Linked DNA regions of Mus musculus: all the other regions are linked to region 1. The links are chromatin loops, found by intact Hi-C in ENCODE. Cell type or tissue: heart. All regions are shown on one strand.

Region 1 (8,000 bases):
TCTTTTTCTTTCTGTCTGTCTCTGTCTCTCCCCCCCCGCCCCGTGTGTGTGTCTATCTTTCTGTCCCTCTCTGTGTCTTTCTCTGCCTCTGTCTCTGCCTCTGCATGTGTCTCTGTCTCTCTCTGTCTCTCTGTGTGTGTGTATGTGTGTGTGTGTCTGTCTGTCTTTCTGTCTCTGTCTTACTTTCTCTTTTTTTCCTCTCTGTCTGTCTCTGTCCCCCCCCCCAATGTGTGTGTCTATCTTTCTGTCCCTCTCTGTGTCTTTCTCTGCCTCTCTCTCTGCCTCTGCATGTGTCTCTGTCTCTCTCTGTCTCTCTCTCTGTGTGTGTCTGTCTGTCTGTCTTTCTGTCTCTGTCTTTCTTTCTCTTTTTTTCTCTCTGTCTGTCTCTGTCCCCCCCCATGTGTGTGTCTATCTTTCTGTCCCTCTCTGTGTCTTTCTCTGCCTCTGCCTCTGTCTCTGCCACTGTCTCTCTCTGCCTCTCTCTCTCTCTGTCTCTGTCTCTCTGTCTCTCTGTCTCTCTGTCTGTCTCTCTTTCTCATCTTCTCAGTACACAGCAGCCCAGGCTATCCTCCACCTCTCAGTCTTCCTGCCTCTGCTTCTCTAGTGCTGGGGATATAGCTGTGTGCCACCAGGCTGAGCACTTCATTAGGTTTTAGAAAAGCATGCTTAGTGTGCACAAGACTCTTGAGTTCAGTTGCTAGCACAAGGAAAAATAAAATAAAATAAAAGCACCACAACTCAGTTTCTAGGACCGTTTTGCTAAGTCCCTGGTTCAGGAACAGGCATTTCCTTCCCCTCACAGGTTCATAGCAGTTAATCCAGGGCCAAGAGTGCTGACCCTCAGCTGTTCCGGGGGAGGTGGGAGGTGCTGGGGCTTCCCTGACAACCACCAGGAGAAGAATCTGGCTCCCATTATGGGTCGTAGGGAGTTGTAACGTTTCCCACGAGCTGCTCGGGAAGCCTTTCATCTGAGCTCAGCTCTAACCTGGACAGTTTCCTTCACTTTCATTCCTGTGCAGCCTCTGACCTGCCCCTGTGTCTAACTCTATGTTTTTGCTATCCAGGGACTCCCTCACTTTCAGGTAGCATTGTGGGCTCAGCCTCAGGTGGGATTTGCTTCCTCTCTGGCCTGCATTCCCTGGACTCAGATAAAGGGCTGCCCCTCTAAAAGCTGCCAGCCACTGTCTTCAGAGACTTGGAGCAGCAGGCATTCCTGTGAAGAACATGGGCTACAGGAGCAGCTTTTGAGCCTGACCTGAGGTCCCAAGAAGCCTTCCTTAGATGCACTTCTCTTCTGCCCCTCCTGACCTCATTTCCTCTTTCAGCACGCACAGTGTAGACAGATCTTTGCGCTACGACATTGCTCTCCAGCTGTAACTTCCATGCCAAGTTTAAAAGTGAGATCCTTCCTAGAAACCCACGGGCGTTCTCGACCTACATAACAGCAAAGGGCCAGGGTGATGGCCCAGGAACAGAAGGTGCCAGGTTCTCCCCTCCGGCAAGAGCTGCTGGCCTTATGCAGGGATCCAATTGCAGAGGCGACATCAGCCAACAAAAATTTCAAGAAAGTATGACTCATAATTAGTCCTTTTGACATTGTTTCACATCAAAAGACATAGTCTGTGTTCTGTGTCCCTCACCCGAACATGGAAACTGCTGGAGTTTGCACGCACAAAGGGATTTGCGATTTTAAAAGCTTAATAAAGGCTGTCCACACAAAACACACACACACACACACACACACACACACACACACACACACACACACACGCCAGTTGGTTTCTTTAAAGTGGATTTAATTAGGTCAGAGAGCCTGTTACTTTGGGGGGGGGGGAGTGGCGCAGGGTGACGATCATTTAAACCATATTTTCAAGTTACCATGTTGTACTCTGCTAGACGGTGCCTCACAGATCCACACACGAGAAGCGAGAGCTAAGAGCTCCCTTGGAGCCTTAGAGCTCCTTTCTCTCAACTACTGGTTCTTCATGAAGAGAGGCCACTGTCCCTTGCCTCGGAGTTATGGGGTGGCATGGCTGGGGCATGTCATTCTGACGTTTACTAAGATTTCTGAGACCCAGGTCCACACCGAGGTCTCCACCCTTGTCAAGGAGCTACCAGCAGCTGCTGCAGACGTGGAGGGTTGGCCCCAGTCAGCCCCTGGGCCATTTTGGTAGCGATTTATAGATGGACTTTGTGAGTGAGGAGTGGGGGGGAGGGAAGGGAATCAAAGTCACAGGTGCTCCATTATAACGACTGGAACACTTACAGAGTCGGACGCTCTGTCATTTAATAAACCTAAAAACGAAAAAGCTTTTGTCTGTAAAAGGTGACCAATAGAGAAAGAGTTTGGATTATATGATATCTCATAACTTAATCATATGGCTCTTAAGAGGGGGACATACACAGCTGTGTCTCGCTAATATGCATGCAATATGTGTAAGCCGATATGCTTTAATTCGAAACTTGTTTTTAGCAGGAAGAAAAAAGCGTTTAGATGAGGAACATTAAGATTCAATATTAACCATTTTCCCCCCTTTGGGCAAAATTAGTCATCACTTGATATTTTTTAAAGCAGTATTTTATTATTATTATTTTATTTTTACTTTTTATTTTTGCTACACTGAGATGTGTCCAAAAATCTTCAAAGTTATGTGGCAGAGTGAACAGGAGACAGCAGCAGCCCGTTTTTAGCTGTCAGGGGACAATGGGTTTGGAAATATGGATTCTTTCTCTTTTAGCTCTCAAGTCTTCTGTTAAATACCCCAGACCAAGGGACAGGGCAAAGGTTAGGGTAGTTTGAAAATGGTTTCCGGTTTTGTGCTGCCTCTATTAGGCACACACGCTGGCGTTTTAATTGTTACTCTGTACTACTTTAACCTGAATTATTTAAGTATATTTGCCTTAATAATCTTACCCCCCCCCCAAAAAAAAAACCCACCAAGACAAAGGAATTGTAGATTAGAGACTTTTTATTTTCAGGGCAAAATGATACGGATAAGTGAACATCAACTGACCAGAAATTATTTGCTTCTGTCTGTTAGACACGTAATGGAGTCATTTAACTAGTCAAATTAGGAGCCGCAGAAAGCACCATGCTTCATTACTGAGTTCGAATGGGCACCATTTTACATTTACGTCAAAAATTATCTCATAGCAAATTAATGTTTTCATTGTGCCGAAAAGCTGGAGCTATGCAGTATTAGCACCACCTAGAGGCTGCTTGGAGAACTGCTGGGGAGGGAGGCAGCTCATGCCAGGGCCAGATCAGGTTATTGGCAGCCTGGATTAGGCACAGCCCGTACATGGCGAGGGAGCGAGGAGGTAGGACAGTTTTCCCGATCTCGGGGTGATGCTCTCTGCTCCAAAATATTCTCAGTCTTTGATACTCACTCAAGTCCTGTACGTAGTTCTACTTAAGATTGTAAATTATTTTGTGTGTTTGGATGTTTTGCCTGTCTGTGTGTGTATCACATGCGTGCCTTTCCATTCCAACATGCAGGGGCTCTGAAAGAGAGCAGAGAATCCCCTGTTGCTGGAGTTACAGATCATTATGAACTGCCGTGTGGGTGCTAGGAACCACACCCAGGTCCTCTGTAAAAGCAGACATGCTCTACACACTGAGCCATCTCTCCAACCCTCATGCCTGTACTTCTTATTTCTCTCATACTACACATGAGCTCTTTTTCCTTCCCAAGACTTACGCTGTATGCAGACATCAGATGTAAGCCAAAGCAGTGTTTCTAACATAAATAAGAGTCCTGTCTGCCATGGCTTTACCAAAGTGACATCATTATAACCTATCTTTTGTTAGTGTCAAAATTTTCCCTGTCTGGGAAGAGACACCATAAGATATTCTTTCCTTTAAAGCCACATAGAACCAGCTCAGCTCCCATCCAAACAGGTTAGGAAGGTTCCTGGGCACCCCAGGAGTGCTGGCTTCTGCTTAGCGTGGAGAGAAATAATTTAGAATAAAATGGCAAGCCCTTCCCAATAAAAATATTTATGAAAATGATATGAAAGCAGTCGGTGGCTCTGGGAGAGCATGGAGCATACTCTCGGAGCAGAAGCAGAGAGAAGAATCGAAGCATATAAATAGCATTGAGGACTGGAGAATATTTCTAGACAATATTGATGTCTAAAATATATGTGAATGACTGCGTAATGATCAAGGCAGACATAATTCAAAGTACAGTCGGGAGCTGGCCTCCAACTCCCAGCCTTCAATTCTCCAGCAGACATCTGTTTGCTGAGAAAACCTCCCTAACAGCTGCTCCACGGGAAGGGGACAGAGCCCAGGGCAAGATGCAGAGCTGACAGGTTCAGGAGGTTCCTAGGTGCAGAACTAACTAGTGACCCCTCTCCCACTCTCCAGGGTGCACAGAGCCATTCTGTTTGTAGATTGGGCGGAGGGAGGAAGCGGTTCTGAGAACCAGGGGAGCAAAGATCTCCCTGGGGAGTCTCGTCAGGGTGCCCAGGCTACAACATCTCCAGGGCAGGCCCATCACATCACCAGAGGCTCTGGTCTCCTCTGTCTTTATCCACCAAGCTACCTCTCTCCTGGTCTTTAAATTTTCCTCATGCACCAAGTAGGAACTGAGGATTCTTTCAGAGGGAATTGCAGGATCCCCACCACCACCACCACCACTGCAGTCCCCCTCCCCTGAGCAAAACATAGTACGAGTATGTCCAAGCAAACGACAGACATCTATGTTGATCCTAACAGTCTCGGTGTTTAACTAACTTGCAGGAGACGATCCAGAAAATGTTCTCAATTCTCTAGCTTCAGCAAAGATGCAGTCTAAGGTTTTAAAGACAAGATCTCCTTCTTTTGAAAAATAAACAGCTGTGGACCCACAGGTGAGCCAGCCAGAGCCATGTTTGTTTGCCACACTCAAGCTGGCCAGAGTCTCCTTTACTAAGTACATTATTTTAAATCTGTGCTTCAAAAGTTCAAGAATTCCACAATGACCAGGAGACCTCAGATAGGGTAATGAGAGATGAACCAGGGAGGCCAGTATCTGAGAGTCTCTCTCTCTCTCTCTCTCTCTCTCTCTGTGTGTGTGTGTGGGGGGGGGGTTCAAACAGATACAACAATATTAAAAGCAAGCTACAAGCACTGTGGTCTTCTCTTCCCCTTTAAAATGCGAGGGAGGGTGGGACTCCTTTTTAAACCTCTTCTCATGAATCTTGCCTGCCACAGTGTCTCAGAATTCATGTTATGTTTACCAAGGCCAGGCCGGAGGATCGGATAATTTATAACCATCCCTATTGGGTTTTATGTAATAACTTTGAAACTCGTATAAAGTAATGATCCACAAACTCTTTTAATGTTCATTATAAAATATGAAATATTCCTCAGAACCATCGCAATTATGTGACCAGACATAACTGTTTCACACATGAGTAAATATAGGGAGGTTTAACATAACTTTATTATCTCCGTGTCTTTCCTTCACACTGATGTGATAATGCTGTTTTAATATTTTTTTTTCTAAAGAAAAGTTAAGTAATTTTAGAATCTCTACCGAGGCCCGCTTTATTGGCTTTTGTAATAGAACTCTCAAATCTAATTGTATTTATGCACAGACTGACACTGGTAAGTGCCAGGAATGGAGGGAAATGCCCCCTGGAATGGTGTCCTCCATAATTACTATGGAGAGCAGGGTCTCTGCTGGCAAGGCCTGGGGGACTGGGGAGTCCGACCCGGAAGCAAAACTGCAGAGTATGTCCACTCTCTCCTGCATCCTTCTGCCTCTAACACTGTTTGTTGATGTTCAATAAAGGAGCAAGTGAGCCTGGATAGGATAGGGGCTCTGGACAACTTAACTTTTCCTTCCTCATCATGAGGATCCTATCTGCCTCCTGCTTCCTCTGCGCCTGGGGCTCAACCTTTTGTTTCCTGAAGAAATTTCTTTCCTCGGGATGCTACTGATTTAGTTAGAATTGGGTACCTTTGCTCTGGGGGGGGGGGGGTTGGCCTTCCTCCTCGAAAGGTTTAGGGATGGAAAATCTCCTTCAGGGAGGAAGTCTGCAGGAACCATCATTCTGGGAAACCAGTTTGTGTCTCTTCTCTGATCCGGGTTGAGTGAGCTCTTAACTGAACAGTCTCTTTCGGGCTTAGGCAAGCACCAGCCTTATACAAGTGTTTGCCAAGCCTAGCGTGCACACGAGTCTCTGGATCTTACAAAACACAGGCGCCCTCGGTAGGGCTGGGAAGAGCCCAAGCTTCCTTGGTTCACGTTGCCTTCCGAGTCCTGCCCAGGTTTGCTGTCCATAAACCTTAGCTACAGCTTCTCCTTGCTGCTCCTCCGTATGAGGTGGGAAAAGCTGAGCGAAGCCCCTCCAAGGCTCCAAGAGGACACCAGGAGCCCACCGGTGGCCTGCTGGCTGCCTTCGGCACACAGATGTGTTTCCTTTGGCCCATGCCATATTTACACTTTTGTTTTCAATTAGTTGCAAACAGCCTGAAGTGTTGTGTTCTTTAACTTATATATCCAGGTTTCTGTGTCTTCTGGGAGAAAAAAAAAAGAAAACATGGAATGCCCTGGACAGAGGAAAGAATTCACCAAGAGATGTTATCCCGAGGAGATGGCTCTCTCTTGCCTAGGCCCCTTCACACTGAAGTGTTCTGCCCAGCCTGAATCCAGCCTCAGATGGCAGTGTGCTGCCCCCCAAAGCCTCCAGTAGGCTTGGTTCCCAGAGCTCTTGTAGTGCCAGGGACCTTCAGAAGTGGCTGGTTCTCGTGGACTCCACCTTCATCAAAGGGTTAATGCATTCATGAGTTTAGAGAATTTGATGTCCTCACTGGGAAGTGATAGAAACTAGGAAGTGAAGCCAAACTGGAGGAAATGGGTCAAAGGGTCAAGAGGGTCGTGGACCCGGTCTCCTTCATTGCTCTTACCTGTAGTAGTTTTAGCAGTTTCCTCTGCCACACATGTTGGTCACACCTCTCAAGGCTAGAGCATTGGAGCCAGCCGGTCACCCACCAAGACCTCTAAAACCGAGAGCCAAAAGAATTCTTTCCTCATTAGGGTTATTTTTTTTCCCCTCAGAAATATGCTGCAATGACAGAGACTAACACAAACAAGGGACTGACAGCCAAAGGAGGTTTCCCTAAGCCCACACACACAGGTGTGCAGAGGCTGTGCCTCTGAGGCTACCTGCTATGGGCTTCTACAAAGTCCTCTGCTGGGGCAACTTTCACTCAACCCCACTCCAGGGCTCTCTCTAGTGCTTTAATTCTGCCTTCAGGCACTTTGGTCTCTCTGTGTGAGCTCTTCCTCCCGCTTGCTCTCTAGCTCCCATAAGCAGGCCACTAGAGAAGGTGAACTTCCCAGCTAATTAAAGGCCTGACAACCTTCCCTCCCTGAGGCCTTGCTTGGAATCAGCAGGCTTGGCGGGGAGGCTCCCTGCTGCCTCCTGGTGGCTGGTGAGAGCCTATCAAGAGTGTCTACGCCACTGAGACCACAAGGGTCGTGCCCTTTACCTGGGAGTGTGTACAGTTTGGACTGTCCTCAAATATGGAATGTTCATTGTGTTAGAAAAAAAAAGTATGGCCACCTTTTCCCACAGCCTCTGTCCACTTTCATTTGTACCTTATCAGTTGCTTCTGGAAACCAATGGACTGAACTGGGTTCAACGTAGGGGAGGAAAAGCCAGCTTTAGCACGGTGGTTGCTCAGGGGGGAATAGGAGGAACAAATAGAATGATGGATGCTCTGTATCACATACTTCCCCCATGGCTGTCCCTGATCTCATGGTGGGATTAAGGTGGAGCTATAGGAGCATCTTGTTTCCTGGACAATGGGTATCTTGGCATCTGCTTTAACAAGGAGAATGCCCATGTCATGGGAAGGGCACAGGGACTAAAGAGCTGACAGAAGCTCAGTTTATAGTGTCTGGGGTCTAGGAGTTCAGACCTCCAAATGAAAGCCATTGGCAGCTGCCAAAAGCAGGGCCTATTGAGCCCCAAGCTTATGCCTCTGATGCAGGTGTCTGCCC
Region 2 (8,000 bases), 400 kb before region 1:
TGCGTTTGATGTATTGTGGTGGTGCCCGGGAGTTTAAAATCCTCTAGTCATCTTGAAGGAGAACTTAGTTCGGACAAGTTGGAACCTGCGTTACCTGAATCAGTGCTTAAGTGCCTCAGTGGCTGGGTATTTTGTATAATCGATCTCTCTTCATCCCTTCTTAACGGTGCACAGCACAGGCCTCATTCTCATTCTCTCTCTCTCTCTCTCTCTCTCTCTCTCTCTCTCTCTCTCTCTCTCTCTCTCTCTCTCTCTCCTCACTCATCTCCTTTATTTGTCAACTCTGTAGGACCTTGTCCTCCTCTCAGTACACCCAATGCCACATGACAGCCTTTCTTTAAAAGCAAGCTGCTTGTTGGTGTCTCTGCATACTTCTTTTATTATTATTGAATTCTCTCTCTCTCTCTCTCTCTCTCTCTCTCTCTCTCTCTCTCTCTCTCCATAATGACACCAGGATCATTATATAATCCCATAACAAAGAGGCTTTTGAGGCACCCGCTTTTGTCAACTCTAGGACAGAGAATTCTTAATTGCATTATTCGGCTTCCCCCCCATCTTTCCCCTCTCCATCACTGAAATGCCCACTTTGATACCTTGGCTTGTATTATTTACCCAAACGTTCGCCTGGAGGACCAGCCTTGCAAAGTTGCCTTTAAAAAAGTTATTTTGTTTCGTAATTAAGTCTCGGAGCCCACCGCGATGATTATTCTGGACCCATAAGGCAGAGAACCTGCATGACGTTTTTCTCGAAGTTTAATTACCGTATGCTAATTTCCTTGCCTACTACGTGATTAATTAAAATCATATTTTCATAATCATTTGGCACTAGTATTGTTTTAGAATTATCATGATCTCCTAAATAGTGTCTGTAAATAAAGTCGCCTCTAATGGCAGGCGCGGGAGGCGAGGCTGAGGACCTCTCGGTGTTTGTATCGCGGCGATTGGCAACATAACGGCCTTATTTACATTAAATACGCCACAAGGTTACAGCGCGGATCAACGTCATTTGATCGCTGATGACTCCCTTAAACGCCCGGGCTGTGACTGATTCTCCACGTCCCGCTGTCCACCGAGATTCACCCGGGAGTTTTTTTTTTCACCCCAGAAAAGAAACAGACTTTAAATAGTTTGAGGAGCAGGTAAGAATTACGCGTTTTCCTCTCCCCCTTTCCGCGTCTCTCTCTCTCCTCTCTCTCCGTGGCAATCGCTCTCTGCCTCTCGGCTGGATAAAAAATTCTTTAGTTAAAGGCAGGAATGCAAAGTAGTGACAAGCGAAGGGGCTGATGTATGTCTCCGTAACGAGTCTGACAATCAGAATGTAGCTCTTGGAGAATAGATAGATTTTAATAAGTGTGTTTACATGAGCTCAAGGTCAGAAGCAAGCTGCGCTGTGTTAAATGGTTTCTTAGTTGCTAGACAGAGAGAAAAAATGGACGACCACACACCATTCTTTGTAGATTATTATATCAAGGGTTCAGTCTCCGGCTCATCAAAGCTAAATGCTGAAAGACCTATCTAGTTGCTGTGAATTACGCCAGGGCGACAATGGAGAGCGTTTTTAATGGTACAATGCATTTCACCTACCAGATAGGGGGAGGCCGAGCAGGGGATGGGATGTCTGCTGGGGTTGGATGATGAGTATCAATGAACGGGGCGATTCTGAAATGAGCTTGATGAAAAGCGAGCCTGCCCTGCTCGGGCTGGGCTGAGAGCACTTGGCCGGGCTCTGGCGAGTGGGCGACTGAGGCGCGCGAGCTGGGCGCCCGTCCCCCCTCAGCCCCGGAAAATGATCAAGTCAATCATGTGGACATGTTTCATTATTCATTGAACACAATCTTTTACAACGCTCGGTTTACGTGCCCGAGTTTGCTCCCGACGCCCGCGTTTAATGTTTTAAGGTAAGGCAAACAAAGGTGGTGGGGAGGCTGGGGTTGGGGGTGGGGGCGGCGGAGTGGAGGGGCGCGCGGGTGCCAGGTGGTGGTGGTGGCGGCCCTGATCTCTGGGAGGTGGCAAAGTGAGTTTGGACACTTGGCGTGGTTCTCTCCCCCCTTCGCCTCCCCCTCCCCCCCACCAGGCGAGGCCTGTAACCCGGTTGCTTCTCACCCCATCGCGATTAAAAAATATGGTCTAATTAAATATCCGTGGTTGTGACGTTGGCGAGAGAAGCTGTCAGCGGGGGTTAAGAGGAAAAGGGGGGGGGTATGTGGAAGAAAAAAAAAAACAGGAGGAGAAAAACCGAGTAGAGGCGGCCACCCGGCATCGAATGGCGCTGGAGAACTTCGGCGGAGAGCGGGACCCGCGCCCTGGCCGCCGCCTTCCCACCGCAGCCCCAGTCCCGGGACCGTTACTTTGAAAGGGAGTCCCCAGGGTCGAGCGCTCAGCGCGCCAGTGGGATCCGGCGTCCACCCAGCCCGGCCCGCGCCTCCTGCCTGCGCTCCCGGCCTCAGCTCGCGGCCGGGGAAACTTTCCGCAGGGTCGGGGGCCGGGGGAGCCGAGAGAGAGGGGAGGCTGCGCGGCGGAAACTTCTCCAGCGACTTTACCCGTTTGCTCCAGTGCCGGGGCTGGCGGGGGGGGGGGGGTGAGGCGGTCCCCGGCTACCTTCGCCTCCCCCCTCCACCCCCGTCGCGCCATCGTACGTGGTGCGATCTGCACTCCACCTCGGAATCAGGGGGTAATTGGCAATTATTTTTTTAAAAAATCAAAGTTAGCTGATGCTTACGGGGTGCCTAACTTACGGGTGTAGAGGGCGGCCAAGACCTGCCATTTTGTGTTTGCATCGGCTTCCTGCGTCCTAAGAGCCCCGCAAGGCCCGGCCGAGGTGCCTGGGGGGCGATCCCAGGACCTCGAGACCTTAGAGGCGCCAGAATACACGTGCGTCGCCCTCAGCACCTGCCCCAGTCCGGCCCAGGTCCCGGGGGCCCGCGGGGGCCTGAGACACAGAAATAAATAAATAAGTAACAGGTTATGGAGGGAAATGAGCCGGCTAGTCCCGAGCTGGAAACGTGAGGCCAATCAGAGTGAAGGAGTGCGGCCGAGTGTGTGTGTGGAGGGGGGCGGGGGTGGGGTAACATCGAGGAGAGGGGGCCACTGGGGGGTGGTCCTGGGAAGAGCAAGATTTTTTTTTCCTGCGGGCGGGGGGGCGGGGGCTCATCCTCAGCCCAACCCAAGGCTGGAGCGAGAATGAACGTCGCTAATAAGCCTTTCTGTTTGCTTCAAGGCATTTTTATTTTAAATTTGAAGATGAATTAAGGAAAACAGTCGTAGGCGGGACTTGAGATGTATTTTAGGCAAAAATATAATAATATAAAAATAAAAATAAAAAGAGGGTTTTCTTTGAGAAGTAGAAGTGTCCAGATCTCGATGCTCCCATCTGTTGCAATTTTGCAAACAATTACAATATAGATTATCTCCACATACATGAAGGTATGAGAAGTGAGGGAAGGTGGAAATTAGCGCTGTGGAAGTTAGAGAGAGAAAAGGAGAGAGAGAGAGAGAGAGAGAGAGAGAGAGAGAGAGAGAGAGAGAGAGAGAGACCAACTCTTCGGAGAAAATTCCCCGCAAGGTTTCTCTAGGGACAGGTGGAAAGTTAAGTGGCCCCCATTTTTCACTCCCGGTTTGTGAGTCCTTCCTGTTTGTCCGCCTCTTGGTGAGCGCACACTCAAGTCCCCGAGTTCTTTCCTGGAAGGATGCAAGCCTGGAAGGCTGGGGTCGGTGCGGGCAGAAGCCAGGGGCTGGGGCCTGGGAGGAGCAGGGCGGGGTCCCGGCCTGGCGCGCGGGTGGCAGCGGTGGCCGGGTTTTGTTTGCAGGATATTGTTTTGTCTAACGGGTGCCTCGCAGGAGACGTGATTCGTCAGCCGCCTTAGTTTTCACTTGAGCGGAAAATAACGGCGGCTACGTGCGGTCCCTGCCTGCGGGGCTCGAGCGCGCTGTGCGTGTGCATCCTCTGAGGTGCGCGCGGGTGGGCGGCCCGGGGCACCGGCTTTAGGACTAGCGGGCTAGCAGGGTGAGTGCGCGCCGAGCTGGCCTTGGGTTCCTCCTGCGCTTCTCTGGGCAGTCGCCGCCGCCGCTCTGCAGTTTAGCAGAAATCCGACAGGGGCCGCGTTTGCTGAGCGCATCCGGCCGGCTGCAGCCGGAGCGGGGCCGTGGGGCCAGGCCTCTCGGTGTAGACGTTGGGAGGGGGCCGGTGGGTAGTGGTGGGGGCAGTAGACTGGGAGGGGCGCGGGAAATGATCTTGGCCGGAGCGAGCACAGCTCCCCTGTCCCTGCTGTCCCCTCGTGTCCACCGCGAGTTGGGCATCCCCGCGCGCCGGGGCCTTGGCTTTTCCCCCACGGTCCCTAGGTCTCCAGGCAGGGCTTAGGTGAACTTGGGGTGGGGTGTGCTTGCTCATATGTGTGCGTGCGTGTGTACGTGTGTGTAGAAAGGGAGCTTAGCGTGGAGACCCTGGTTTTCTTTCTCAGTTTTTAACAACTGGATTTTGACTTTGAGACCAGCTTCGCTCACTGCTTGGGCTGGGAGGGGGGCGATCTTTCCCCATCACTCACATCTTTGTTCATTGTTCACTGAGTGCAAAGCAGGCGACTTAAAGAGAGGAAAAAGGAGGGAGAGAAAGAGAGAGGCAGAAGAGGGGGAAGAAGAGAGAAAGAAGAGGGGCGTGGGGGGCACATCAGTGTCCCCTCCTGGGTCGTGTTGGAGGGTGAAATAGTAAACCCACGCACGGAGGGTCGCCAGGAAAGTGGACATTACCGCTTTAATTAACTTCGAGATGCTCCGGCGGCGGGACCTGGCGTAGCCGTGACGCGCCCCCATAAATCTGCCGGGCCGGGGCTGCTCCAAGAACTCATACAGTAGCAGCGTCAGATTCAACGCGCGCCTCCCCCGGCCGGAGTCCATTTGCATAATTGGATTTTTTTTTTTGCCTCCTTCCTCCCTGAAACTTATTTGAAAACCCAAGTGAAAACCGCGACGACCTGCACACTCAAAAGCAAGTGCCAAGTAAGTGCCCTGCGGTGCCCTCCGCGCGCCCCGAGGTGAGGGCGCAGTGCTGGGGGCGAGTGCCCGGCCGGCTCGGGGAGAGTGTGCAGCGGGCGGGAGAATTGCATCTGCTGGGCTGGATGTTCGAGGAACTTTTTGTTTTGTTTTGTTTTTTTGCTGTTTTTTTTTTTTTTTTTAAACACAACTCCCAACCCTGTCTCTCCACTTTTCCGGCGAGGTGAGGTGACTGGGCCACGCGCATAGTTGAGGCGAGCCTGAAGAGGAGATCTTGGGGACACAGTTGAGAGTTGAGCATAGGGGTTCTTTGGGAGGGTGACGGGTCTCTGTCGCCGCCGCCACCGCCACCGTCGCTGCCGCGGCTTGGAGAGCTGAGCTGCGAGTGAGCGGGGTTGGTTGCCTGTCGCGCCGCGCCGCTGATGCAGTTTGTCGCCAAATGCCTCCCCCATTATTCTAAGGTTTGTGTCTCAGGGTGTGCGTGCGCTCGCGTGTGCGCCCCTGTGTTTTGCTGGGCTTTAAAAGGAAGAAAAGCAACCAAAACAAGAGTAGGAAGGCTTCCTTTCCAGTCTGCCTTCCCCTTCAGCGTCCTCTGTTTCTATTGCTTGAAAAAAATGGAGTGAGAGCTGTTTTGCCTAAGAGAGGGTCACCACCAACAGATTGACAATTCGGTTGGAAATGCTATCAATTCTACAGCAGAGATGTAGCTGCGGGCATGGCATGCCGGCTCCACCCTGGTCAGGGAAATGGCTTCACAATTTCAAATTGTTGAAAAAAATGCATACTATGTTATTATTAGTAGTATTATTTGCAGTGAGCAGGATGGAGGGGGAAAGTAGATTGCGTTGGAGAAGACTCCAGCTGTCTTTCCCATTTCTGGGCCTGCCTGGGAACTTGGCTGTGGGCAAGGCCCACCACCCTGCATGGCAGGGGCCTGAGACTCAGCTTCCAGCTCTGGGAGTTGCGGGGGGGGGGCACCTCCCCCCATAGCCCTTTGGCCTCTACTCTAAGAGAGCCTAGGGCTTTGGCTGAAGGCTGCTTTAGCTATGATGTCATCCTGATAGCGGTGCAAATGTCTCTTGATCTCACCATTACCCGCCTGGCTGAGTTGTTGGTAATGATAGCACTCTGCCCAGCTCCCCGACAATCAGGACACGGCGCCCTAGGAATTAGCATCCCCCACCCCAACCTGACCAACAAAGAGTCAGCTTCTGAAAGCATGGCCACTGAGCCCAGGTTTTGCATTGGAGGGCCTAACATAGACACTTAATGTGGTTGTCAGACTCCTGGACTGAGGGTCCCCCGATTTCCCAAAGTTTGGAAAACTTTTGGAAGGCTTTGATGTACAGAGCATCGTTAATCTGAGGAAACTGGACTCTTGAGAGTGAACGGGTAGCAATGCTCCCATGTGGAGGATGTGGAGGACCTCAGGTCTTGTTATAGCCATTGTATGGGAAAAGGAACTATGGTGCTCAGCTCATTAGCTGTGACTTTATGTTAGAGATAGCTGCGAGTAAACCGGCTTTAGTGTTGATTTTTAAATAGTGTACGATGATTTAAGATTTCTTTTGATTTACTGTTCAAATGAAATTTGCATAAATGTGATGAAAATGAACTTAACATCTGGGCACATGAAAAAAGGTTAGTGCCTCATATGTCATCTGCAGGGAAAGTCTTTAAAAAAACGCTTTCACCCTAAACTGGGCTGGGGAAACAGTTCCTGGAGACATAAATGGTAATTATGTAAAACCTGGAGAAAAACCGCTTTCAATACATTTGCATTCTCTTGGACCAGTGCTCTGAAAACCCATTGTGTTCTATGCCTGGAGTGTTTAACTTCTGAGCAGGCTTCAGATCCTTACAACTCAGCAATTTAACTGCTGGTCAGAGCTGTCTTCACGGAAGGCTCAGGGCAGGCATGGAGCAAACTGTCATGGTGGGTTGGTCCAAGCCAGAGGCCAATAGCCTTCATTATGGGAAAAGATAGGAACTGGTCAAGACATGTGGCCCTACTGGTTGGATCTGCCCATGGGGAGCTGAAGGCAGTGCTTGGGTATGCAATGTCTGCCGAGCCTCCAAAAGCTGACCCATCAGGTTGTCTCTTCTGCCTCAGGTAAGCCAGGAAATTTCATCAGCTCAGACCCATAAAATCCGCAAGCCTTCTTCGTGAGCTCCAAACTCCATCTTACTTTTAGAGCAAGATGAGCTTGTCTCTGACATCAGGAAATCAGTTAAACAGCCTTCCCCAAGCTTGACTGCCTTTTGCTCAAAAGTTGCCTATGAATGGCACAGGTGTTTTTAAAGTGCCTTGAATGGAAAGGGGAAAAAAAGACAGCAATGATGCTTGTGAGAATATAGATGAATTTGTTTTTTTTTTTTTTAAAGAAGGGGAACATAAAAGAAGAAAGCAAACTAGATTTATTTTTCTAGTTTCAATGAGGACAATTACAGCTTTTTAAAATCTTTAGATTTAGTGTTTTTAATAAGCCTTTTAAGTAAGCTGAAATATCAGCTTGCATTTTGTTCTTAACATTATTTAAAGTGAGGCTTGATGCAAATTTAAATCATCAGTGAGTTTCCAGTAGGTCATTTTGGGGCCATGCAGAGGACAGAAATGCCCTCTCCTCAGCCTACCTGCTGGGACCAAAAGTCATGGAGTGCTGAGATCAGCTTCATGTTGTCTCCAGGTAAGGTCTTAGACTGTGTAGAAGAACATCTTCCCTTTATATCTGATACCTTCTCTCTGGTTGTAGAGGCTGCATTTTAGAGGAAAAAAAATAGAATAAAGTCTCTCATGTTGGTAAAGTGTCTGAACTATTAGTGTTGTCCCCCTCTTCCTCCTCTTCCTCTTCTTCCTCTTCCTCCCTCCTTCTTGGAGCCCACACTTGCCCTTTACAACAGCATAGCATCCCTCTTGTAGCATGGCATCCCTCCTCCAGGACTTACTATTTAAGATAAGGCTACCATAGTAGGGGGTGGGTACAGAGTCTCTCTCCAATTGGATAGGCAGACCA
Region 3 (8,000 bases), 560 kb before region 1:
ACAAAGTCCTCTCTAATTCCAAGAGTGAGATGTTGAAGCCTCTCACTCCTCTTCTGTCAGGAACTATGGCTGTTCTTGCGTCTCAGTATTTGATGGCATTGAGAATCCCGGTGCTTGGTACATAAATGTCTATCATTGTTAATGGATTGTTCCTCTACTAACATGTGACGGCCTTCTTTATCGCTTTTGACAAGCTCTGTGTTAAAGTCTACATTATCAGCTATACTAATAGCTGTGCCTACTTGTCTAGAGTTTCCTTAGGGCTGATTTCCACCTTTTTCAGTTTGGGGGTGTCTTCCCAGTTAGTTTTGGAGTTTGCTCATCTGCTGTGTTGGATGTGATTAGTTGTTTCCTGGCTCCTCTCTGTTCACCTGCCCCTTTCTTTCCATAGCTCTTAAGGATGAGGTGGTCTTCCTTCTCCCTTTATAGGATTCTTTTTGAGAATTTTCTGCAGTGCTGGATTGGTCGTCATGATTGCTTAATCTGTGTTTGTTTTGAAACACCCTCATTTCTCTGTTAATTTTGGAAGATAAATTTGCTGGGTATAATAATCTTGGTTGGACTAATCAAAGAAAACACATGGTGGGGCTCATGCCTCTAGCTGCATATGTAGCAGAGGATGGCCTAGTCCGTCATCAATGGGAGGAGAGGCTCTTGGTCCTGCGAAGGTTCTATGCCCCAGTATAGGGAAATGCCAGGGCCAGGAAGTGGGAGTGGGTGGGTTGGTGAGCAGGGGTAGGGGGTAGGGGATAGGGGATTTTCAGAGGGGAAACTAGGAAAGGCAATAACATTTGAAATGTAAATAAAGAAAATATCTAATAAAAATAATCTTGGTTGGCAGTTATTTGCTTTCATGTCTTGAAATATTCATTCCATGGTTTTCTATCATTTTATACCCCCACCCCATCCACTGAGGAGACAGGGTCTCTTGGATAGCCTAGAACTCAACTATGTAGACCAGGCTGGTCTTGAAATCACAGAGATCAGTTTGACTCTGCCTTTCAAATGTTGGGATCAAAGATGTGCACTGCCACACCAAGCTATCTTTATATTTATTCTATTCTCACTGATTTTTCTCCTGGCTATAGGTAATATTTTTTCTTATTCTTATAGTTAATAACTATTTAATTTCATATTAGAATATTTTGTTAATTTTTATTTTATTTGGAGATAAGTCTCTGAATTTAAAATCCTCATGCCTCCATCTGGTGATTGCTGGGATTAGAGGTATGTACCACCGTATTCAGCTAGAATTTTCTTTACTCTTTCATTTTGGAATTGCATTACAGGTAGGACTCTAAGACAGAGTTTTCATATACTCTTACTCAGTTTCAGTGTGAGTGTGTTGTCTTATATGCCAGCCTTCAGGTTAATGTGCTGTGAGGTTCATTTGTCAAGTCTGAGAAATTAGTGTGACATATCATAGTGGTGATAAATACCTGGAGTGCCCTAGGGTAACTGTTCCTTCTTAGCCCTATCCTGTCTATGGCACATTCTTATTTTCCAGGACTTTCATACTTTTGTATACTTTTAGTAATTTTATAGATTAGCTTTCATTTTTGGTTTACCAGTGAGTTCCTATGAGTATTGTGGAGTTACAACTTTGGGAAGAGTGAATGGTGATATGTCAGCATTAGCTTTCCTTACTGATATAGTCGGATCACTTACGGAAATGTCAAGGAGGGAGAGCTGATTTTTGACTGGAGTTTTCGAGGATGCAGCCCATCCTTGCTGGAAGGGCATGGGAGAGTTCTCGGCAGCAGGAGAGTACCTCTAGGACTCTCACACCTTGTGGACCAGGAAGCAGAGAGAGCTGGTCACAAGATAACCCTCCAGGTCCACCTTCCACTGATCCATTTCCCTCAGTTAGGCCCCACCCTCCTAAAACAGTGCCACCAGCTGGGGAGTGAGTGTTGGATGCCTGAGCCTGTGGGGACATTCATACTCAGCCTCAGCATACCTTTCTACACATGCCATGAGACGTTAATCCTAATGACACTTGAGCTGGCATTTCATTTGTTTCTCCCCCCCACCCCCCAGCTTATTTTGCTTGGATTTCTTCTCCTTATGCTGTGGCTCAGTGTCACCTGAGAAAGAATCACCCCATTTGCTTCCGTCCGTTGGGTATCCTGAATCTTATGCTACCTTTTGTCCCAGTATCAGTGTGGCTTTACTGAGGTTGGGATAGCAGCCTTCTCACGCTAGGTCAGGGGCTTTGGGTTGGACCTCTATGTTGAGGCCATGGCTTGGAGTTTCTCAGCTAATTTCATGACTATCTCATAGGCTATATGGCTCATATCTGGGCCCTGGTAATGGCAGGCCCACAGCACATATCCACAGAAAACTCCAGCCTGTCTTCCTTGGAGCTCAGGGAGACTGAAGCAAGTTTTCTTGTTTTGATAGTGGGAAAATATCTCCCAATGGAGTCTTTCACCAGCTCCATCTTCCCAAATGATCTTAGCTGTAACTCATTAGTTGAGCCTAAGGGCTTGTCTTCCACCTTTGTGGTTTTAAGACACGAAGTTTGTGTTTAGGGACCAAGATAAAGTTCTAACCTAATGGTAACAGTGATTTAAGTGTCTGGTATTTTTTTGTTTGTTTTTTTTTTTTTTTTTTGTTTCTTTTATCAGTTACTGGTGATTTCTAAAATTCTCTTGGCAAGTAGAGCTTTTGAGTTGAGAAAGTCTCTGTTAATATTTTACCCAGCATCCTTTTGAAGTTTTCTAACAGGAGGGCGGGTGGCACAGTGTGCTATGTTGGAGCTTTTCCTTCTATGCAGAAATTATGTTCACCCCCCCCCCCCAACCCTCACTTCTCCAATCCCACTCTCTTCCCGGGAGAGTAACAGGCTGACTCAGTGGTTTGCCTCAGTTGGCAAGGCGGGCCCAGTGAGCAGGTGAAAGGAGAAGGCGAAAGTGTTCTTTGAGACAAGCAGTGAGGAGCCAACTTTGGAGGAACACATCTTCAGTGAGATGAATCAGTAACTGCTTGAGTCAGACACTGCACCAGGTATTCGGGAGTCCTGAGATTTCAGGAGCATTGGAGCCGGAGCCAATAAACTGCCCCCTACCCAGTGATGCTGTTGTTCAAGGGTAGAGTCTGTTGTCAGCAGCATAGATTTGGGGAGACTAAGATAATCTCTTTGGATGCAAGATATTTTTGCCCACGTACACCAGGGTCTGGCAGCTTAAAGGAAGTGAGTGCAGGCCAGTGGTAGCTTGGCTGTGAGTGGCTCACCGGAGGAGCTGACTGTGAGAGTTCTACCTACCCCGAGTCAGGCTGGGTAGGCTCCATCATCTACTTGCAGTGGCAGAGGAGAAAAGTAAGTTTGATTTTCCACAGTGACTGGAAATCTTTCAAGGGGCTCTTGTTAGGCGCTTAATTGAGGTGTAGTCGAGGAGCAGCACTCAGAACCTCTTCAGGAAGGAGGAATCTGCAAATACTTGCTCGGAACTTGAATGTGTTGAAAAAATGTGAAGCCCCCTTTGGCCTGTGGCGGCTTTCTGCAAGGCCCGGCATTCTCTGCTCTGCATGCTGGTGTCTTCACACTTGTGTGTGGCTGTTGCATCTTCACGATGCTGTCAAGTGGGTCCTTGAATGAGAATAGCTTGAAGAAGTTAGAACAGTGTCGGAACTCTGCAAAAACCTGAAGAACTGGGGAAATTTTGTACGATGCTTCCTGAAAAGCAAGGTGGTTGTTATTCGGTTAACTACCTACACGAAGGAGTGCAAATCACAACAGGAGAAGCTGTGAGCATTGTTAAATTAAGTTGGTTTTAAAAGTAAAATATTTTGATAAATCACTTTCTATGTTATAATGAGATCAGCTACTTAGGGCTTGGGAATGGAAAATTCCATGATGCTTAATATGAACTTGATTAGCGAAGATCTTTTGTGCCAGTAAATCTCAGGCTCACAGAAGGACTTGGGGGTTCTGAGAGTTGTATGTGGCTAGCTTCTTGGAACAGCTGTGCTCGGCTCTTCCTCCTCCAGCCCTCCATCTTTGTGACACTCCCCGAGCCTTGTAACCTATTCAGACTGAAAGGACATATGATGTTGCAGTGTCCTGACCAGTCAGACCTGGTGAGTGGTGGAGGGAGGCAGCTGTCAGCCAGGGGACACCTTTTCAGTGGCTGTCGTGTGAGTCACTCCCCACCCAGTGTTCTCTTGCTCCGGAAATTGAAGATGGCAGCTCTCTGTCCTCAGAGTGGCAAATGCAGCTGGTTAAAAAAAATTTTTTTTTTTCCTTTTCTGTTTTTGGCAGACTTAATGCCTTTCTGCAAAGAAGATGAACTAGGATTAGAAGAAATCAGATGTGTGTACTTGGTATGCAATATTTTTGTATTACAAATAGCTACATTCTAACCCACATTAACCCCATGATATGTGAATTTTGCCAACTCCTGCTGTGTCTTTTAAATCAAATCCAGTAAATCACTGTGAATGCTCTAATTTCTAAACAAACTAGTCTTCCATAGAGGTACTTTAACACTGTACTGCAAATTAGACAACCTAAGACGGATGGACCATCTTTGTTAATTATGTAGTTTAATTGATCAAAACTACCAGATAGAATTTTATTTATAGCAGTTTTGCTTAGTATCAAATTCTATACTATTAAGGAGCTTGTGAGTCGTATGTGGGGGGAGTCATTAAGATATAAGCTGCTATTTAGCTTCTGTTAACCTTATTAAGTACCTTTTTTGGGGGGTCTAGCTTCTGTCATAATATGAAATTGCTTTTAATTGAGATGACCAACTTCCATTAGATTGTCCGACCCCCATTGTGTGGATGAACACAAAGCACTTTTCATTTTTGCTCTATTGATCGAGCAGCAATTTGTTTGAACTGCATTCAAAACCTGCTGGAGAAAGATGGGGAAGGTCTCTTTAAAGGCATGTATTTTTTTTTCCCTCTGCCCTGCCCGGCTGTTGGCTTGTAGCTAATTCTGCACGCCAGTAGGGAGCAGTGGTGAGCAGAGGCCTGGACAGAAAGCTGCCAGTCAGCAGTGATAGATTATTATTCGCTTCTGTTATAGGTGGGGTGTACAGTCGGTTACAGTAATAATTACCAGGAGTAGAGGGTTTCCTAGGCAACCATTCCCCCCCCCCCTCATTCATGCTGTTGCTGAGAGTGTCTGGAAAGCATGACATTGCTGTATTCTGAGGTCTGTTGCCCCCCTGCTGCTCCAGGTTTGAGGTTAGTTACAGCATCATAAGACGCTCTCAAGCATACAGGGCTCAGGCTGGGCTTAAAAAGCATGCTGGTGAGAGGGCCTCTCCTCCCTGGCTTCCCTGCTAAGGACCAGAGTTCTGAAAAATGCAGATTCTCCATCCTGCTTGATAACAAGGGTATGAGCTCTGAGTCCCAGAACCCTTTCATTTCCCACTATTTTGGAGACCATGGGTGATTCTATTTTAAAAGTTTCATTACATCAGGAAAGGGTGCAGAAAGCAGATCTTGCCTTAGGATTCTAGTCATATAAATCAACGGGCAGCTGTCATAGCTAATCATAGAGGTACATGTGGCTTATTCATCTTCTGAAAATGGACCCTAAAGAAGAAGGTAACTTCCTGCAGGAGCAGGCGCGGTCCTGTATATGGTAGGAAAATAATAGACGCCGCATCTGTTATCCGGGCATTATGCATGAATCACAGCATCCTACATCCGGGGCTCTCTAATCTTTCATTTTAATGAACTTACATCAAGTGCTGTGCAGTGATAAAAAGTAGCATTTGTTTGTGTCTGCTCTGAAGAAAGATAGTGATTCAGGCTTCAGTCCTGGGTGGAGATGTGAAATGTTTATCCATTTTCCAGGCAGAAGTCACAAACAGAGTCGACAGTCCAGATCTTGTTCTGTGCTAGGTGGCTCTAGGAGTGCTCGGTCCCATATACCAGACCCATTTATTATCTCAGTTTCGAGTGAGCTGTACTCTGTCCTCTTGTGCATTCGTCACGGAGCCACACTGGTGCTAGTTGCGACTACTAGGTTGCTTTGCATGTGAATTAAGAGCTTCGTATGTGCTGGAGCTGCTCAGAGGCCAGGGAGCCTCCTGCAGGAGGATGTTAAAGGAGTGGGCTCTGGCCCCTCCCACGATCTCACTGAATCAGCAGCGGATCTCCCTGGTGTGGCTGCTATGCATACCTAGCCTTCTTTCTTCTTGCCTTTCTGCTGGCCACAGAGGTTGGGAACCTATACCCTGTGTCAGAAGCAGGGAGGATCATGAGGCAGCTTGGTCCTGGTTTTCTGAGAGGCCAGAGACAACAGCTCTGGTCCCTTTCATTTCCCAGGGTGCCCGGAGGAGAGTCCTATCTCAGCCCTGACCTGGCTTCTTCTCTGTATCAGAGCACAGGACCCCTGTGCTCTTCTCCCCAGCTGCCCAAGCATGCCTGGAGCACCCACTAGGGGTATCCGGTCTTCAGTTCCATAGAACACCACCCTCCTTAGATGTAGGCTTCTGAGTTGATTCACTAAAGAATGAAATATGTGGTCTGTGTTTTTGATAGGGATACTATAAAATGGAATTGGCTAAATGAATCCATCAGGCTGGGGTCATCTGAAGTTTAGGCTCCCTTTAAATACTTTAATCATCTTTTACAAACATGTTTATAAGCTAAAGCTACGAGGCTAACACCTGCTAGCTCAAACAGTTCTATCAAGTAATTCCAGGTTTTCTTACAAACCATTAAAACAACCTAAACAGAGAGGAGAGAGTCTCTTGGAACGCAGTGGTCTGATAGACTTCGCAGTTTAGCCAAGGAAATAATTTTTGATTTTCATATTGCATATCTCCAGTATAAATTATTTGAACTGAAGGGCCTAGACAAACTAATGGTCCAGGTTAGATAATAAAGGATATCATGATTTACAGCAAATTAAGGACCTACATTGAGGTCATTATTTACTGACAGACAACTACCCCAGTAAGAAGAAGCCGGAAGTGGGTCCAGTGAGCCCTCTCTGAGCTCTGACTCAGAGTCACCCCTTTTTTCTCCATGTCGCTAGATTCTGGGGAAAGAAACAATGTCTTAATTTTTAGAACAGTCAGTTTTCTGTTGATAATAATAATGAAATTATATTTAAAAAATAAGTTTGGATGTGCCTTTGTTGTGAGCCTGCTCTTGCTTAATATTTTGTTTTGTTTTTAAATAATTAAATCATGCCAGACAACATTGTTAAAATCTTAAGGTTAAAGCATTCCTTTCCCCCCTGTCTCTAGATTACTCTGCACCCTAGACAAAGGAAATATTTAAACTGTTAAATTTGAACAAAGATGCAGTCTGCATATGACTTCTCTGAAGCCCTATAAAAATTCTTCAAAATTGCCTATTCACTCAAATTTACTGAGTGTAGCAAAAATGTCAAAGGCATAAAGTCAGAGAAGATTGAATAAAATAATGCAGAAAGACAGATTAGTCATGCACAGACCCACACAGCCTTTCAGAGCGTACAATACCACTCTTTATTACCGTTCTATCTTTACAAAGACTACGTTCAATACATGGAAGATGATACATGGCCAGCCATGTCATCTGCCTGTGATTCCAGGACTCATTTATCTGGGCCCTTTTCACAGTGACATTGATGAGAGATCGCAGTGTTTTCGGAGTATTGTTTTATTTATCATATATAATGGCTGGGGAAAAAAATAGGAATTATGTCACCGATAGCACATAAAAGAGTTGCACAGAAGGTTCTGTGACAAAGTTTGGTAAAGCCTAGGACAAGGAGGCTCCTGTCAGTGAGCGTCTCAGATTTCTCCCCTGCTGCCTGCCTCCCCCTGACCCCCTGAGTTGAACACTGCCTCCCCAAGATCTGTGTGTTGATAATGGTTGAGAAATAGACAGAAAATGTTTCATTCGGTCAAATGTCGGTTATTCCAGCGCTTGTAAAAACTCTGGCCGTTGTGGTTTTTTTGTCCAAGTGTAAGGGCCCATTTTAATTACTCCAGAGTCACCGAGCGTGATTTCTGCATTTGCGAAGGGAAGGAGACCGATTA

The links. Hi-C counts contacts between places; a loop is a spot of excess contacts. Peaks named below come from ENCODE experiments on the same cell type or tissue, not always from the same donor. Only the 100,000 strongest peaks of a DNase experiment are listed, where the experiment ranks them.
Region 2: a loop joins it to region 1, with 8 times the contacts of the local background. A loop is called at or near these places in 28 of 42 quality-filtered maps.
Region 3: a loop joins it to region 1, with 14 times the contacts of the local background. A loop is called at or near these places in 14 of 42 quality-filtered maps.

The regions. Positions count from the first base shown.
Region 1 is chr7:37,369,292-37,377,291 of GRCm38, reverse strand. It overlaps a transcript of Zfp536 not described here. Among named protein-coding and RNA genes, the nearest start is that of Gm30483, 45 kb to the right of the region's middle. In heart, a CTCF peak has its summit at 7,425 (motif pointing left); a DNase peak (open chromatin) is centred at 3,261; H3K27ac peaks cover 584 bases; H3K27me3 peaks cover 335 bases.
Region 2 is chr7:37,766,588-37,774,587 of GRCm38, reverse strand. It overlaps Zfp536 (zinc finger protein 536), which reads left to right and starts at 4,836. Exons shown (of 6, transcript NM_172385.2): 1 at 4,836-4,992. In heart, a CTCF peak has its summit at 4,062; no DNase peak of the experiment used is centred here; H3K4me3 peaks cover 5,776 bases; H3K27ac peaks cover 2,957 bases; H3K27me3 peaks cover 4,920 bases.
Region 3 is chr7:37,932,046-37,940,045 of GRCm38, reverse strand. No RefSeq gene overlaps it. Among named protein-coding and RNA genes, the nearest start is that of Uri1, 84 kb to the left of the region's middle. In heart, a CTCF peak has its summit at 4,957 (motif pointing right); no DNase peak of the experiment used is centred here.